Linked DNA regions of Homo sapiens: region 2 is linked to region 1. A link is a contact called in ENCODE Hi-C or POLR2A ChIA-PET data. All regions are on one chromosome and are shown on one strand. The core of a region is the stretch at or near the end of the contact, and the rest is flanking DNA. Distances in the headings are between cores, read along the strand shown.

Region 1 (2,808 bases), core at 74-2,573:
TAGGTAGTGGTTGAGGAGCCTGAGAACTAAAGCTCCTTCCGTTCTCAACCTCACACTCTGGGCCAGTTACTGAAATTGTCTAGACCTTCACTTGAAAAATAAATCCTATAGTTAGGAATAACCAGGGTTTCATTACAAAGTTCTTGGCACATACTCCAGGACTAAATTATATATGGTAGTGGTGCAAATTGCCAATCAAACAGTGCCTTCCACAATGAGGGGCAAACATAATGAAACCTTAGTTTGGTAGATCATAACAAAATTGCTCATTATTTCTTCGTCTCTCCTTTAGATGGAAAAGTGTCACCTTTTCTATATGTTCTTTGCCCATTTCAGCTTCTGCCCTCAGACTCTCAGGAATATGGAGAACTGTTTCTCTAAACACTCACGATTAAACAAATTAGGAGATTTCCTAATTGTTTAAGGATGTACGGTTGTTCAACAAGGACCCATGTTCCACCACTCTCCTCTTCTGCAGTATGGCAGACAACCATCAATAACCACAGGGTCCCAACCCAAGCCTTGGAGCTCACCTCATAATTCCTCATGGTCCAGAGAGCCTTCACAATCAACTGGAGCTGTTAGATGTAATGAAATTATTTGCCATCCTCAGTTTCAGTTGTATAAAGCCAGGACCAGAATGTACAAACTGTCCTCAAGCTTTTCTCTAACTCTAGGTCATGCATTTCTAAATCAAAGGCAGTTGCCTGTCTTGCAGGATTTGTTTTCTTTCCTTTTTGTTTTTCTATTTTCCTCTAAGCATACAAGGAAGAACAGAGATTTCAACCATTATTTCTCAGTGAACTAAACATCAAACTATAAGTTTTCAAGTCAGCCATGACCTGGCATCTCTCCGTCTTTTGAAAACGAAGCCAAACAATCTATGGTGCGGTCTCCTTAAGCTGTGTCCGAAATATGCAGGGTTGTGCAATATGCAATGTTTTGGTCAGTCACTAGGTGGCATCTAATTGAGGCACCGGGTGAACTCTCCCAGAAGGAGCGTGTTTTAGAGCACACCACAGTTCTCCATTTTGGCTGCCATTGTTTGGTGGGCGTGTTGGAGTTAATCCATTGCCATCTGTCTTTATTTTGCTAACTTACTCAGTCGGACGCCACACAATTGAGTTCTGCAAATGTCGGCTCTCCAGTACAGCAATTACCGAGTCTCTCTCTAAACAATATCACCGCACGGCATTCTTCCTGCCTTGCCTAGAGCTTGAAACATTCAGGCTCATTTTGACTTTCTTTGCTTATAGCGCTTGTCATCTTCAAAGATGAAAGAAAAATGGTCTGAACTCAAAGCCACAACAAGGCATGGCTTCTCTTTCCAAACTGAGTACATACCAATCAACATGTTCCTATTACATAAAAACCCCAGGCAACACAGCCAAGGATGTGGGCTTGTGCTTGTGCAGTCCAGGAAGACACCACCGCCTCCTCCAGGATGCAGACAGAGTGCATTTTGTTGTTGATGATGATGTTGTTCTTTTAATATTTGAGGGACTGGTGGGAGAGGTGGCAAGTGAGGCACATGGAAGTAATAGGAGAAGGAAGTTAGGAAGGAAGGAAGGAGAAAGAGAAAGAAAGAAAGAGAAAGAAAGAAAGAAAGAGAGAGAGAGAGAGAGAGAGAGAAAGAAAGAAAGAAAGAAAGAAAGAAAGAAAGAAAGAAAGAAAGAAAGAAAGAAAGAAAGAAAGAAAGGATATAGAGGAGGAGTGGGGAGTGAGCTGATATTTGAAGGACCTAACTTCCATTGCTGTTCCAGAAGAGGGATGAATTAATAATCTCAGTAACCTAGAAATGGTGTTTATTTTCCATTGTTTGCTCATTTCATTCATTCACGCATTGTGTATTGAAGACCTACTCTGTGTGTCAGGCAGTGTATGAGATGTTCCAGATACAAGTGGGATCGATTCATCAAGATTCATTGTCTTCTTTGAGCTTACATTTTGTGGGGAGACAGACATTGATCAAGTAAACACAAGCATGATAGCTGTTGTGAAATAGACACAAAAACACACAGGGTGTTGCACAAGCACACAATGGGTGCCCTCACCTAGTCTGGGGGCCAGGAAAGGATCTCTGAGATAGGTGAAGATGAAGGGGGTTTTTAGAGTATCATTCTTCTTTGTTGAACTCTCACGTGCCAAATACTCTGCTTTGCAATTAGCAGATGCTAGATTCATATTTGGTGACCAACTAGCAAGTGAGGAAGATCTAGCAGGATGAGAACCAGTGAAAATACAGCCCAGTCCCTGATGGGACTAATTCCTCCTTAATCCTTTGCTTTTGCCTTTTTTTCCTGCCAAAATTATATAAAGATTTGCATCCATCTTTTATCTTTATTTAAGTCCATTTTGTTCAAAGTTTTCAATGCCTGGTAAACCAAAAGTGAATTAAACATTAACATATTAGTTTACATTGCTATCTACTGTAGTTCTTCAGAATCGATTCACTGTTTAAATTTTAGAAAATAGGAGGCAATTTGGGGAGCAAAGAAGAGGAAGCCAGAAAAAAAGGGAACATACTGTGTTTGTCTTCTCCGCTGTATTACCATATTTTCAAATGTAATTTCTGTCTTCAGGGTTTCCACTATGAAGCAGAGGGAGTCCATATCCTATGTATTGACATAAGATTCGAGCAAAGGCAAACCCACGAATATGCAGTTTTTGGGAACTGTAAACTCCCTGAGTTTCATTACAGGTGCTGGAATAGGTGGATATTGAAAGGATTTAATGTGGTCTCACTACTTACCAGTGCATTTGTGAATGACCCATTCTTGTAGGACTTTATCTTGTCAACCAAGTCTA
Region 2 (3,282 bases), core at 730-3,229, 210 kb after region 1:
CGGGGGGCCTCTTTACGCCTTTGTCTCTCTGTATGTCTCTCTCTCTGTCTCTCCATTTCTCTGTGTATTTTTCTGTCTCCGTCTCTGTCTCTCTGTGTCTGTTTCTCTCTGTCTCTGTTTCTCTTTCTCTTGCTAAGGAACAGCTCTTGCCACTTTATAGTGGCAAGACTACTTATTCTCTGTTTTGAAATGCAGAATATGCCAGGGATTGGGGTATCTAGCACATCACCTCTTCAGACTTCATGCACTGTGCCCACAGTGCCCCTCCGCAGGCTTGTGCTGGGCTGGACAAGCCTTCCCTTCGTCCCTCCCCAAGCCTAGATTCCAGCGTGCCCTCCCTGCAGAAGCTGGTCTCCCTTCCCCTCTCCCTGCATGCTCCCTACTGACCTCTTCCCGCAGCCAGGGAGCATCTGGGGCAAATGCAAACAGTTCTGTGGTCTGCTTATTTGCTTTTCTTAGTGCAAAGGTGGAGGCAGAATGTGGTTAGTGCAGCCACCATGGCTGCCAGGAACAAAGTCAGTTCTGGGGAAGGGGAGCGCCAGAGCCTGCCAGCCCAGCAGCCAGCCCTGCCGGAAGGCCCCCAAGCCAGGATCCTGTCAGTCTCCATCTAGAAACCAGACAGAAAGCACTTTTGTAAATGTTAACCAAAAAGGTCCCCCTGTGATGGCTGTGCTGTAAATCAAAGTAGACAATGTGGGGTGGGGGCAGGGCACACGTCTTGTCTCTGGAGCCATCGCAAAGCAGGGAGGGGATGCTCCTTCAACTCTCAGGTGGGGACTGGAGCTCCCCGCTAGTCCACGCTGGAGAAAGGTTTTTAGGGCCTGGAGTCACCCAGGACCCATCTCTGTCCAGGGGGTGCTGTGTAATATTCACCATTAATCCTACACATCTGGGAAGCATTCTCCTGCTAAAGATAAGATAAAGCCCAAATGATTTGTGTTGGGGGCTGGCTGGGGGGCTGGGGGGAGGCCAGACCTGGAAGGCTGGGCACACAGGAGCACCCTAACCAGCAAGCGGGGGACGCAGCCTCCGCGGCATACTCCCACAGTCTGTCTGTGTTGCCGGGCAGATTCCCTAAGCATGGTGCACTGAGGTACACAGGGAATCTGGAAAATTATTTTGCTTTACACAATGGAGACTGTGTTATTTAAGTTTAAAATACCATGGGGGAGGAAGGTAAGCATAATCAGCTTTATAAGAGAACAAGCAGGCAGGGGAGCTTTTCCCAGATTCCACCCTTTTGTTAAATCTCTGAGGTTTCCAGAATGTAGTTCTTCCTCGCTCCTGCCGCCTCCCACCTTCCTTCCCCACTCTCCCCTCTCCCTCTCTGCCTTTCTCTGTGTCTGTGCCTCTATAACAATAAAAATCATCAACGCAGCCATTGCTGTGAGCAAGGTACTGTTTCAAGTGCTTTTCAGATCACGTAACCCCCAAAACTCTATGAGGAAGGTTCTGCTTTCTTCTCTGCATTGCGCTCTCTTTCTCTCCCGCTGCCTCTGCCTCTCTCATACACACACTCACCCCCTGACACACACACACACACACACACACACACACACACACACCCCTTAGGCCTCTCTATATCACCTCCACACACTCAGACACATACCCACAGTCTTGTCCACATCAATAAGAAGCAGTTCACCTCCACCGGAAGGGACAGCCTCAGAGCCTGAAGAATGCCAGCCTTTGCACTCCTGCGCTCGGAGGTTCTCCTGAGCTACCTGGGGTGCAGTGGCTATGAAGGCCTCAGTATTCAGACCTCCCTGAACTTGGCTGAAGATCGTGAACAGGAAAGCAAGCTCTATCCCTGCTGACTCTACCTGCCAGGCTGCCCAGCCTAGCAGGGCCAAGGCTGGATCTACTCTCTCTTCTGTCCTTGGCACTGCTCTGACCTTTGAGGGGAGAGAGAGGCAGCCAGAGGTGAGAGGGAAAACAAAAGAAGACTCTGGTTTCCAGCAGCAGCACTGACTAGAGAACAGGGAAGCAGGGATTCTGGTCCCGGCCACGCCCCTCACTGCACCTGGACAGCGGGCAGGACATTTAGTCTTCGTGGGTTTTCATTTCTCTCACAGGAAAATGGATTATCCCCATTTTTATTTTAGGGGCAGTCAGAGAAGCCCAATGTAAAAATACAAAGAAGGTGCAGGCTCTGTGCAGCCCAGCCTTCACCCTCCTTCTGGAGCAGCCCTTTCCAGACTTGCTCACTGAATAAATCCTGCTGGGGCACAGACTGTGCGCCTTCCATGGCATCAGGGGGTGCAGTGCCAAGCACCACTCCCTATTCCCCAGGAACTTACAGCTGAGAGGAGGGAAACAGGTGAGCCGATCAACACGCTCTCCCTAACAGTGACATAAACTAACAAGGGGCAGCGTGCAAAGCACAGTGGATCAACTCAAGGAAAAGGGAGCTAAAACTGTCTATCTACTTCTAGGAATGTCCCCAAAAGAACTGAAAGAGGGACTTGGAGAGATTCTTGTACAGCCATGTTCATAGAGGCATTATCCACTATAGCCAAGGGGCAGAAGCAACCCAGGTGTCCACCAACCGTAGAGGATGAACGGGTAAACTAAACGTGGCACATCCACACCATGGAACACTATTCGTCAATGAAAAAGAAGGACATTCTGACACATGCCCCCACATGGATGAACCTGGAGAACATTATGCTTAAGCGAAATAAGCCACTCACAAAAAGACAGATACTGTGTGATTCCACTTGTGTGAGGTACCTGGAGTGGTCCCATTTATAGAGACAGAAAGGAAACAGTGGCTGCCAGCAGCTCAGGGGAGGAAGGAACGGGGAGCTGGTGTTTCCTGGGCACAGAGTTCTGGTTTGGGATTATAAGAACATTCCGGAAATGATGACGGTTGCACAATAATAAATATATTTAATGCCGCCAAATTGTACACTTAAACATGGCTAAGATGTTAAATTTATGTGCATTTCACCACAATTAAAAATAATAATTTAAAAAATTGTTGGGTATGTGTCCAAAAAGTGGCCAGGGTTTGGCAAGCGTTGAGGGGGAGAGAAATGACGCTGCCCAGACCTCTATGATAAGGCCCGAAGCCTGCCTCCACCCCCCGGCGTGAGACCAAAGGGCCTTTGCACATGCTCTTCCTTTCACCCGATGCTTTTCCCCTCAATATTTCCATGACTCAAATTCACTCAGCTCTTTCTTCAAATGTCACTCCTCAAAAAGCCCTCACTGACACCACTAACTATAGTAAAGCATGTACATGCACGTGCGCACGCTCACACACACACACATTCTGCC

The links. Hi-C counts contacts between places; a loop is a spot of excess contacts on that map. ChIA-PET counts read pairs that join two places held with the same protein, here RNA polymerase II (POLR2A). Pooled maps may share reads with other maps.
Region 2: a loop to region 1 is called in a pooled map, with 2.6 times the contacts of the local background. The contact joins the promoter of TUSC8 here to the enhancer-like site in region 1. A Hi-C loop is called at or near these places in 5 of 50 pooled maps. POLR2A ChIA-PET finds 5 or more read pairs at or near these places in 2 of 52 experiments (HepG2 and activated T-cell).

The regions. Positions count from the first base shown.
Region 1 is chr13:44,190,653-44,193,460 of GRCh38, forward strand. No RefSeq gene overlaps it. Among named protein-coding and RNA genes, the nearest start is that of MIR8079, 4.1 kb to the right of the region's middle. Within about 2 kb of position 1,324, at least 12 of the 41 ENCODE cell types and tissues checked have a DNase peak (open chromatin) inside an H3K27ac peak, as active enhancers do.
Region 2 is chr13:44,404,005-44,407,286 of GRCh38, forward strand. TUSC8 (tumor suppressor candidate 8) reads right to left here and starts at 1,980. Exons shown (of 2, transcript NR_104174.1): 1 at 1,610-1,980.